Linked DNA regions of Homo sapiens: regions 1 and 3 are each linked to region 2. A link is a contact called in ENCODE Hi-C data. All regions are on one chromosome and are shown on one strand. The core of a region is the stretch at or near the end of the contact, and the rest is flanking DNA. Distances in the headings are between cores, read along the strand shown. Region 1 overlaps LOC107986671 (a long non-coding RNA gene). Region 2 has its middle 64 kb from the start of RPS6KA2. Region 3 has its middle 110 kb from the start of RPS6KA2.

Region 1 (3,490 bases), core at 278-2,777, 51 kb before region 2:
GAGGGAGGAAGAAGAGGGAAAAAACCCTGTTCTCACCAGGTCGTCACCTATGCAAACAGCAATTTCATGCAGTTAAACCAATATGTGGAAGGGCTTTATAAATCATAAGGTGCTCAATGGAGTTATTCGTAGAAATCCTAGAGTTTCACACAGAAAATTAATGAAATGGCTGGGAAGGCAGTCGACTCCCAAATATGAGAATTTGTATCTGAAAACTCCCCTATTCAACTGTATTGTCTTATGCAAGGCATAACCATGTGCCCCGCTGCCCAAACCAGAAGGTAAGACTTACCGTGACCTCCTGACACGTCCTTATTCCCTACGTCTCTAGTTACTGAGATTTGTCAACTGTGCCTTCTACATGTTTTCCCCGTCTTGCCTTCTTTCCAACCCTGCCCTCCATAACACAGCGTGGGTCCTCCTTAGCTCTTGCCAGAAAATAGTAATTACTGGCTAAAGGCTTTCCCTACAACCCACCTGTGGTCCTGCCACCAGCCTGATCCTTCTAGAAGCGAATCTGGTTCAGTTACCCCAGGGCATGCATAGCTCCAGAGCTTGGAAGCTTGGAAGCCCCAGACTCTGTTCTTCCTAGCCAGGCCTTCTTCCATGTTGCGTTTGCCTCTCCTCCTTCCTCCAGGGTGCAGTCTCTGCTCCTGCCCCGCTGACTTACTCCTAAGAAGATGAACTGTGGTGTCTCCGTGACATCATTCACGCAGTGGCCACGGCTGTCCTTCCTGCCCGCTCTGCCTCTGCCCACTGGCCACATCTCCTTCCAGCATCTTCCAGACCCAGCATTGCTCCAGGAAGCCACACCGAGATCACTCCACCCCACAGGCCCTGTTGGGGTCTCTCCTGGGTTCCTCTAGTTTGCTCACTGTGCTGTATTAAAACTTTGGGTTCCCCTCTCTCTCCCACCAATGTTAAACTACTTCAGAGAAGCAAGTGTCCGTAGCGTTCCATGCGTGTGTGTAAACAGACGTTACTAGGATTATTTTCAGTGGGTTGCTGATTAGGAAGAGCTTTGGTCTACATTATTATTTCTGTGACACATTTATCTACGAAAGAGACACAGCGAACCCCCTTATGCAGTGAAGATGGTGAGGCTCTAGGAGGTTAACACAGAAATAAGGGACTTTTCCAAGCCTATACATAAATTATAGAGGAATTCAAAAGGAAGGGAGTCAGCAGGAAAGAGGAAACAGGTTACAACTATAGCAGGAAGGATTTCTGTAGCTTAAAAAGGAAAAAAAAAACCCATCATAGAAAAATTTCTCAAGATCTGGCATGGGTACAAAAGAGAACATAAAATCTTTGCTAGATTTGTTTTAGCAAATTTTCATTGTTTAAAAATATTTCATAAACACCTATAGTATTTCAGGCACTAAATACCTCTACTAGAGATGAGAACTTGATGAACACGTAAAAGCCAGACAGGGGGAGCTGAGAATAGCCCGTGTGGCAGCCCCGGGAGAGGCGCGCCCTGTGGTGCGGTCTCCTCCTCCCCTCATCAGGGGAGCTCGGGAGGAAGCTGGGGCTGGGAGGCAGCACCGCCCTTCCCTGCTCCGCTGGGTTTTTCCCTGTTCTGGGCAACCTGCTGGGTCACGTATGTAGAGAGAGCCTTCCCGGAACACATGAGAATGCTAGATAAAACAAGGGGGAAATCTCTTCTAATGAAGTGTGGCTGGTCCGATAGTAAGCAGGGAAGAATAAACGCAGGCAAAAATGAGGATAAGGAGATATTGTGAGGTCGAGCACTGTTCTGAGCAGTGCCTGTCCTGCAGGCTTATGTGAGTCTCTGCCATCTAGACCAGAGGTTCAGTGGGGGGCCAAGCAGGGTGTGGGGGGTCGGATCCGAGTCGGCATTCCCATAGAGCAGACTCAACGGCGTGACCTTGGAAGAACCTCACTGTGAAGAAGGAGGCTTGCATCTTCAGGTGGGAGTGTGGCAAAGAGCAAGGGGTAAAAACTGCCCTCTCAGATTTCTTTAGCTCACACTTCAGCCAGTTGGAAGCCAAAATCCTCACTGCTAGTATGGCCTGAAAAACTCCAATCCAAACTTATAGTTTTTAGAGGTTCCAGATTGGTAGCACCCAGAGGACCAGGCAGAGGCAAATGTAAGTACAATCAGGAGGAACATGCTTTAAACACGTGTCACAGTTTAAACGGGAAATTTCTAAGGGGCATGAGCTCGCAAACATAAATCACTAAATAATCACAGATACAAACTGTGGGCAAGAGTCAGCAGAGACAACAAATTCCAAAATCAGACCTGTACAGATAGCAAAGGTTAGGAATTTGTATAAATAATATAAAATATGTGTCTTCAATACATTTGAAAAACAGCAAGGAAGGTTGAAGCATTACAAGAAAACAAGAGATTATAAAATGACCAAGCAGATTTGTAAAAATAAGTAAAACTTTAAAATTGAAACAGTAATAATTTAAATAAAAAATTCAATAGATTGGCCAGGTGTGGTGGCTCATGCTTATAATCCCAGCACTTTGGGAGGCTGAGGTGGGCGGATCACTTGAAGTCAGGAGTTCAAGACCAGCCTGGCCAACATGGCGAAACCCCATCTCTACTAAAAATACAAAAATCAGCCAGTGTAGTGGTGCATGCCTGTAATCCCAGCTACACGGACTGAGGCAGGAGAATAGTTTGAACCTGGGAGGCGGGGGGTGCAGTGAGCCGAGATCACACCACTGCACTCCAGCCTGGGTAAAAGAGTGAGACTCTGTCACAAAAAAAAAAAAAAAAAAAAAAAAAAAAAAAAAAAAAAAAAAAAATTCAATAGATCAATTAACAGCAGTTTGGGCAAAGTCCAACAAAGAGTTGGTAAAAGAGACGTTGGATCTGATGATAATTGAGAGAAAGACAGAAATACAGGAAATATGAAAGGGGGGTTAGGAAATATGGAAGATAGAAGGAGAAAAATCCAGCATGCCTCTGACTATTAGAATGAGACAGAAGAAACAAAGAAAAACAGAAAAGCACTATTCAAAGAGGTGAGGCAATACTGCAGAATTTTTCAGAGTAGATAAAATATACCGATCTTCATATTTATAAAGACCCCCAAAATCCCCAGGAGGATTCAATGAAAAGAAAATGATACCTAAATACATCATATTAAATATTTGAAATACCAAAAACCGAAAAAAAAAATCTCTCCAGAGCAACCAGAAGAAAAGACAACTTTTCTACAAATGAATGTTAATTACTGTCAGCTACCATCTCAACAGCAATATTGGAAGCTGAGAGAGTGGAATAATATATGCGATGTGCTAAGAGAAAATAACTTTAACCTTGAATTCTCTGTCCTACAAAAAAAAAATCTTTCACAAACAAGGACAAAACAAAGACATTTCCAAGTAAACAATCGAAGAAAATTCTCACTTCCAGTGAAATTGTGTGGGTAAAGCTAGACACACACGAGCTGCATGAAAGTAAATCATTTGTGTATTGTATAATTTGTGGACTTAAGTTGGAATT
Region 2 (3,555 bases), core at 391-2,890:
ACTGAGTGCAGGCATCTCAGACAGCTGTTTGAAGCCTCGGGCATTTTAATAAATGTCCCCCTATTTCATAGGCAAAAGTTTGGTGTCCCTGAACAAAACCATCCAACTGTAGCTGAGTGAAGACAGCACTGGTGGAAGCAGCTCTGTGCCCATGAGGGTTCTGCTCTGCAAGGCTCTGTGCACACACCGAGGACACCAGGACCAGAGAAAGCCACATGAAAGTTTTAATATTCGGCCCTCAGGCCAAGTGGCAGGAAGCAAAGCTGAGGCCCACCCACCTCACCAGGAGGCCTCTGGTCCTGCTGCTGTGGCCAAGGAGTCCACACTGCGTTCCCTCCCCAAGGAGGTGGCAGAGCTGCACGGTCCCGCAATCCCACCGCATGGCTCCGGTCTAGGGATTGGGTGAGGGGCTCTGGGAGCCCTGGAGGTGGCCTGTCAGGGGAAGGACCAAGCTGAGGGGTGGAGGGAGGAGGGTGAAGTGTGAGGCTGCTTTGGGACCACATCACAACCCACCAGTCTGACGTGAGCACCCAGCATTGGGGTGACGGGGTCTTTTCTCCCACAGCTTTTTCACATAAATCCACTGCTCTGGGAGGGGAGTGTCAAGCTGTCCTTACATCCAGAGTGAGTCCTTGAGGGCCACCACTGAGACCTGTTCATTCCACACCATCAGGGCTAAACTGGTCTATTCCTTGACAGAGCATCCTAGCCCCAGAGGCAATACGGAAATACAGACATGTCAGCACAGAAAGGCAACAGGATTCCCATCAAGTGTCTATCACAAGATCAGACAGTCTGAGCCACCTGCGTGGCTAGAATTATGTCTCAAGGTGCCAAACAGCTTTACACAGTTCTCGGGATTCTTCAAAGGGAGAAGAACTCCCTCTATGAGCTCGAAGACACGCGTCGGAACTCCAGGCGTCCTCTGACACCTCGATGCAGCTCCGTGAGCCTTGGTTTTCCTCTCTGTGGATGAGGACACATCCGCTCCCTGGGGGCAGGAGGGGACGGGGGCTCAGCTCTGCAGGTCCACAGTGAGACTCCCTGGGTTGCACTCCTCAAAGTCCCTTCCGCTAGATAAGCCTCAGTTTCCTCAGCTATAAAACGGACGTACACCATCTACTTAGCAAACACTGCCCCTGCACTGTGGCAAGTCTTAGAATTCTCATTTTTTCTCAGGGGAAATCTCTGACCACGGAGACCCTGAACAGGCATGCTGTGGACAGGTGTTTACAGGGCTTACTCTGTGGCATGCCATCTTGATTATAATGTTTTATAAAGGACATTAATTACATGAAAGCATTAAATAAATAATTAATGTGATCATCAACAGTAAACAGCATAATAATCAACAGCACACAGTCCATATAATATATTCTTGATGGTTTTAAACCATAACGAAAATAGAAAATGAAAAACTGTAGGTTCTAGAAGATTCAAGCGTTGCCAACTCATGCCGGGAGACCTGCGCTCTGTCATAATGTTGCTTCTCCTTTTATACCTGACTCTGCCATCTGATTGCCCTGAAAATTACGGCCCCGGGTTCTAGCCTCCACTAAGAGTGCTGCCAGGACTTGACCTCAGGAGTTCCTTGGATTCTTTCCTTCTCTGTTTTCACGGCCCGCATGCCAGGTTAGGCCCTCCTCATCTTATGACTCACTCATGCTATAACAACCTTCAAAACGATTTCCTGCTTTTAATCTCTCTCCACTCCAGTCCAGCCTGAGACCTGCCAGGCTATTCCCAAAATAACTCTTCTCGTGTGTCACTCCCTGCCCCAGGCGCCCGACACCTTCCCCGCCAAGCTCTCTGTTCCCCTGCTCCTGGCTCTCTCTCCTGCACACAAGCGCATCTCACCTCCCGGTTTTCAGGGTACTGTGCTCAGCCCGGGCCTCCCCTGCTGCCCTGTTAGAAGCCCTCCTCCCTCAGAGTCCAGGGAGCTCCGACCCTCTCCGTGATGTGTTCTTAACTTTACTCCACATTTTGACACGACTTACCTGCACCCCACCATTAGTACCATGCGTGCCATGACATATGTGACATTTTCTAAGGCCCCTATCTAAATATTTCATCTTCAAAAGGAGTGGAGGCTCCTTTGGTTTGAGGCAAAAGCATGTTACAAAAGAACAATGCTAACTAGATTGCAGGCATTTATGTAATTATCTATTTATCCATCTTCTATACCCTTACACGGGGAAAGGAAATGAGAAATTGAAATGCCAGCAAAAGAAAACAAAGACCAGAATGAGAGCTCAAGAAGCACGTGAGGCCGGGAGGAAGCCACACAGGCCACAGGCTCCTGGGCAGCTATTCCCCGTGTCCCAGGAGCAGTCACCCATCAGCTGAAATCCTCCCTCCCTCTGGAGTTAGTTACAGGTCAGGGCGTCCTGTGTTGGGGGAAAGAACTGCAGATTCACAAGCGTGCATTAAAATTAAATGACATGGAAGAGGAAGAAGCAGAGAAGTGGACGTGTGGGTTCTCCACCTCCCACAAGTGTCCCCTGTCAAGATTTGTTGTCTTGGGAAGATAAAATAAGGGAAGAACAGAAGAGTAAAAGGGATAAAGTGAGGCGATAGAGAGAAAAGAAAAGTAAGGAAAGAAGTAGTCAGAAAAAAATAAAAGAAGCAAACAGCGCTTATCCTCCTACCTCTGCTCAAGCTATAAACTAAAATCGCCCCCTACTGAATATATGCCCAAGAAGAAGATGCTGTGAGAAAAGTGTTCTGTCGAACCCAGGGACCAGCGTGTGCAGAGATGGACGATGGAAACCCAGCCATGGCAAACTCAAGGACAAGACAGAATAACACTGGACAGAGAGCAGACGCTCTGCTGAGCAGGAAACTTTTGCAAGCCAAAGTTTAAAGATACATAGGAACAAAGTAGAATAAAGTAGAATAAACAAGGACAGAAAACATGAGAAAATTGGATGCTAAAAAAACCTACTCTAAGCTGCATATTAAGTAAAATATTAAGAAATAAGGAAAAAAAAGTTACAAATGTCATCCGTTATTATGCCAAATAATAACTAACTGGCCTGTTTGGCTTCCAGAGCGGATCAGGAACCATCTTAAAAACAAAACCAAACAACACGGCAGGCTCCAAAGTGCTTTTTAACAAGGTAAACAAGGGTACTTACTAACAATATCCCATAGAACTTAGAGAAGGCTTGGCGGAGGAGAGAGAGCATGTCGCCTAAGTTAGAAATGATGACGATTTTGGCCAGGGAGCCACACTGTCTTTCTCTTCAAGCATGGAGCATCTCACTCCTCCACATTTCAGAGAGCAAACCTCCACGGGAGTATGTAAACATTCAGGCTAATTGTCACTCGGGATCATCCGAAACTCAGGAGAGGGCAAGAGGCAGTTGATTGCAGCAAGGATATGACAATGTCACTTTTAGTAACTGACTCAGTCCAACACCTCAGAGTCAAGTGCTTAATATAGGGCTACTCTTTCCGTTGGGTGGCAAGTTTAGCGAAATTGACCACCTGTTCCCTTGCAAGTCTGCCTGTCTCCAGCCTAAATCAGAAGGAGCACCTGGCACCGCAGCTCGC
Region 3 (3,556 bases), core at 447-2,946, 46 kb after region 2:
AAGGCCCTAAGCGTGTCCATGCTGGAGAAGCTTTGGCAGGATAAGAAGAGCTGGAAGGGGCATCCTCCTGCCCAGCCACTCCGCTTCAGGCTGTGCTGCAGAGAAACTTCTGCACCCATCAACAAGGAAATATGTTTATAGCAATTATTTGCAAAAGCAAACAACGTGACACAAAACAAAACAAAAAACTGAAACAACGTGAACATCTATAGTAGGAATTGACAATACTCTCATGGCGGACTAGTCTCCATTTAGGGCAGCAGTCCCCAATCTTTTTGGCACCAGGGACTGGTTTTGTGGCAGATAATTTTCCATGGATGAGGGTGGGGGACAGTTTCAGGATGATTCAAGCACATGACATTTATTGTGTACTTTATTCCTATCCTTATTACACTGTAATATATCATGAAATAATTATAGAACTCACCATCATGTAGAATCAGTGGGAGTCCTAAGCTTGTTTTCCCGCAACTAAACGGTCTCATGTGGGGGTGATGGGAGATGGTGACAGATCATCGGGCATTAGATTCTCAGGAGCATGCAACCTAGATCCCTCGTGTGCACAGTTCACAATAGGGTTCAAGTTCCTATGAGAATCTAATGCTGCTGCTGACCTGATAGGAGGCAGAGCTCAGGCGATAATGCAACTGATGGGAAGCAGCTGTCAATACAGATGAAGCTTCGCTCACTCACCTGCCACTCACCTCCTGCTGTGTGGCCTAGTTCCTAACAGGACATGGTCTGTGGCCGAGGGGTTGAGGACTCCTGATTTAGGAAAACACTACAACAGACAGCTCTGAAAAGCTTCGTAAGAAAGAGGCAGCACACTGGGTGATTTATAGGTACAAATATGATCCAACTGAATAATGTACTCATTGTTAAAAATAGGTGTAGGTTCCCAAGTGATAAAGACCATGGTAAAATTTCTGGAACAGTCAGACCCCTCGACCAATGCAGAACAGCTGATTTTCTAGTTATTTATCACCTAAGTAAGGCTGAACATATACAAGTAAGTTGGACATAAAATCTACTTGTGTGATATTATCTGTTTCAACATCAGAAAATTATTGGGGCTTACAGAGCTGAGGACATTTGGACTTTATGTCTTACATGACAGAGTTGAAGTTATTTGTCTCAAAGTATATTCAATCCACTGGGTCATTTTGTTCTGCTCTTTCTTGGATGCTACTTCAAAGCAGTGATCTCCACTGAGATTTTCTCAAGAGTCCCGTGGCATCATTCTGTACAGCAGGGGCACACCGTAACTGTGTGTTGCCTGAAGACTATTCTCAGGTGATTTTCACATTAACCCTTTACTTCTGCCACCTTGCTATTTGCCACTTAGTGTCATTAACAGATTGGATTCCATAATGCTCCCCATGTCCTTTTCTTCCTATTCCTTTTGATTTCTCCAGTAAAATATATCCAAACTCAATGGAAGGTCACAAAATATCAAGATTCCATGTCTTAGGGAAAGTGAAGATCATTCCATTTTTTTTCCTGGCAACAAAAAACCCACTCCAAAGTGTGCAAAACTCTAAGATACCATCCACAGTTCATCCTGTCCAGACAGCGGGCCTGCATCCATGAGGCTGGCCGAGGGTCGCCACCCACCCCGCCCTGAAAGCTCTATGGCCTGTGTCAGTGTATCAGGAAGTGAGCTCTCCTCTCAGCTGGAAGCAGGAAGACCAGAGAGGCTGACTAATGATGGGAATTTCAGAGGGAGCCCGAGAAGCCTTTCTCTTCCAGTTGTAAAGTTCATGAATCACCATCCAGCTGCCAGTCATGATGGCAAGAGGAAATGAAAACAGAATATCTCCTAGCAGAATTGACAAAATGGGAAAATCCCTGAAGACATGTACTCCCAGAACCATAACCGATGCAGGGGGTGGGGAGGGAGGGGCTGGGAGGGGAGAAAAGGGGGCAGGAAGGGAAAGAGAGCGGCAAAGCGCATGGAGCCTACGCTTTTTTACAGACGCAAAAAGATAGATGCACATTCTTTGTCAACTGTCACAAACGAGGTCCTTGATTTTCAATTTCCTGCAATCCTGGCTAAGAGACACAATTTTTAAGACATTCCTCATCAGTTGCCAAATATTGATTATTCTCTGTTTAGTCTACAATGAACCAGATCACACTTGTAATATTATTTAGAAGCAAATAAATCTGCAAGGCTATTGGCGTCTCTCCCTAATAAATCGTGTGGCTGCCATGACCCTTCACCCCAGCGGCAGCCTGGTGTGATAATTGGTAGGTAACCAGTTTGCTTTTCACTCTAAAAAGTGCTTAATTGTCTCCCTTAGATTTGTAGGCATGCATAGCCAGACACCTCGAGAAATGACGCACGCCTTACTCATTTATAATCAGCATCAAGCAGACAGTGAAAAATCTATAAATTAGAGATAAGCATCACACTCCAGAGGCATTAAAGAGAATTCTAAACGTCTCCTTTGCAAATTGTTCAATTAAAAACAGAATGAGCTTTTTCACAGGAAACTACTACTGACTCCTTTTAAGCTTCTAAGACATTCACTGAGGGGCCCCTCCCAGCTTTCCAGGCTAACGTCCGGATAATCCCCCCAGGTACCTGGGCCATGGATCTAACTCCTGTGATGCTATAAAGGACTCTGGTGACGGTTCTGAACTTGACAAATGCCGTACCCAAAATAGTATATTCCCTGTTTAGACGAACTCTAAATTAAACTCAAATCCCTTTGGTTATTTTTAAATCTGTATTAGTTATTTTCTCATAAACAGAAATAACTTTGATTATGAAACGAAGCTATTTCTCATTGTGAAAGAAATAAAACATACAGAAAAGTATACAAAGTAAAATAAAAATGTCATGCCATCGCTCAGAGAGAATCCTTTTAATATTGTTTACATCCTCCTAGAATTTATATGCATTCATACCATATTGTATTCATTTTTAAATTAAAGTACTATTTTTGCTATATTACTGTCCCATGACCTGCCTTTTGCATTTAGTACATGTGGATATTTCTTCCCTATCAATGAACATATTGAATGCTAGTATTTTATTGTTAAATATTCCAATCCTGTATGAATGTACACATAGGTTATCTCCAGTTCATTATTATTATTTTAAATAAAATGACAGAAAGAGTAATTATAACTCAAACAGTCCTGAAAGCCACTGTTTTGGAGGAAGTCCTCCAACATTTGGAAACCCATCCAGTGAATTCCCCAGTTGGTTACCCAGTGGTCTGGAAGGCAGCAGGGAGGTGGCTGGGAAGTGGGGCTTTGAAGGAAGGCCTCGGGGGGATGGTCCAGGGAGAAGAAAAGGGTCTAAGGCCAAGAGCAGAGACCCTACAGCAGGAAGGCCAAGGTGGACCCTCAAAACAGAGGAATTCATCACAAGGACAAGGACCGAGAATCAGGCAGGCAGCCCCAGCTGACACTCACAAGGAGATTGCACAGTACCTTGGAGGCAGGCACTGCCTTTCAAGCCCGGCGTGTGTAACTGTCTTACTAGGTTGACTCATTTAACTGTCCCCATGGCCCTGGACATGTTACCAGTATTGTTCCCATTTTA

The links. Hi-C counts contacts between places; a loop is a spot of excess contacts on that map. Pooled maps may share reads with other maps.
Region 1: a map of endothelial cell of umbilical vein shows a loop between it and region 2 (4-fold over the local background). The contact joins two enhancer-like sites. A Hi-C loop is called at or near these places in 8 of 168 maps with a recorded cell type or tissue (cardiac septum, endothelial cell of umbilical vein, esophagus muscularis mucosa and 3 more) and 2 of 50 pooled maps.
Region 3: a map of endothelial cell of umbilical vein shows a loop between it and region 2 (5-fold over the local background). The contact joins two enhancer-like sites. A Hi-C loop is called at or near these places in 1 of 168 maps with a recorded cell type or tissue (endothelial cell of umbilical vein), 1 of 37 single-sample maps with no recorded cell type and 2 of 50 pooled maps.

The regions. Positions count from the first base shown.
Region 1 is chr6:166,638,978-166,642,467 of GRCh38, forward strand. The region is part of intron 1 of LOC107986671 (a long non-coding RNA gene); the gene reads left to right. It also overlaps a transcript of RPS6KA2 not described here. Among named protein-coding and RNA genes, the nearest start is that of RPS6KA2, 13 kb to the left of the region's middle. Within about 2 kb of position 1,528, at least 10 of the 41 ENCODE cell types and tissues checked have a DNase peak (open chromatin) inside an H3K27ac peak, as active enhancers do; they include endothelial cell of umbilical vein, where a contact is called at or near this core.
Region 2 is chr6:166,689,656-166,693,210 of GRCh38, forward strand. It overlaps a transcript of RPS6KA2 not described here. Among named protein-coding and RNA genes, the nearest start is that of RPS6KA2, 64 kb to the left of the region's middle. RefSeq lists an enhancer at 130-798. Within about 2 kb of position 1,641, at least 7 of the 41 ENCODE cell types and tissues checked have a DNase peak (open chromatin) inside an H3K27ac peak, as active enhancers do; they include endothelial cell of umbilical vein, where a contact is called at or near this core.
Region 3 is chr6:166,735,100-166,738,655 of GRCh38, forward strand. It overlaps a transcript of RPS6KA2 not described here. Among named protein-coding and RNA genes, the nearest start is that of RPS6KA2, 110 kb to the left of the region's middle. RefSeq lists an enhancer at 1,133-2,332. Within about 2 kb of position 1,697, at least 3 of the 41 ENCODE cell types and tissues checked have a DNase peak (open chromatin) inside an H3K27ac peak, as active enhancers do; they include endothelial cell of umbilical vein, where a contact is called at or near this core.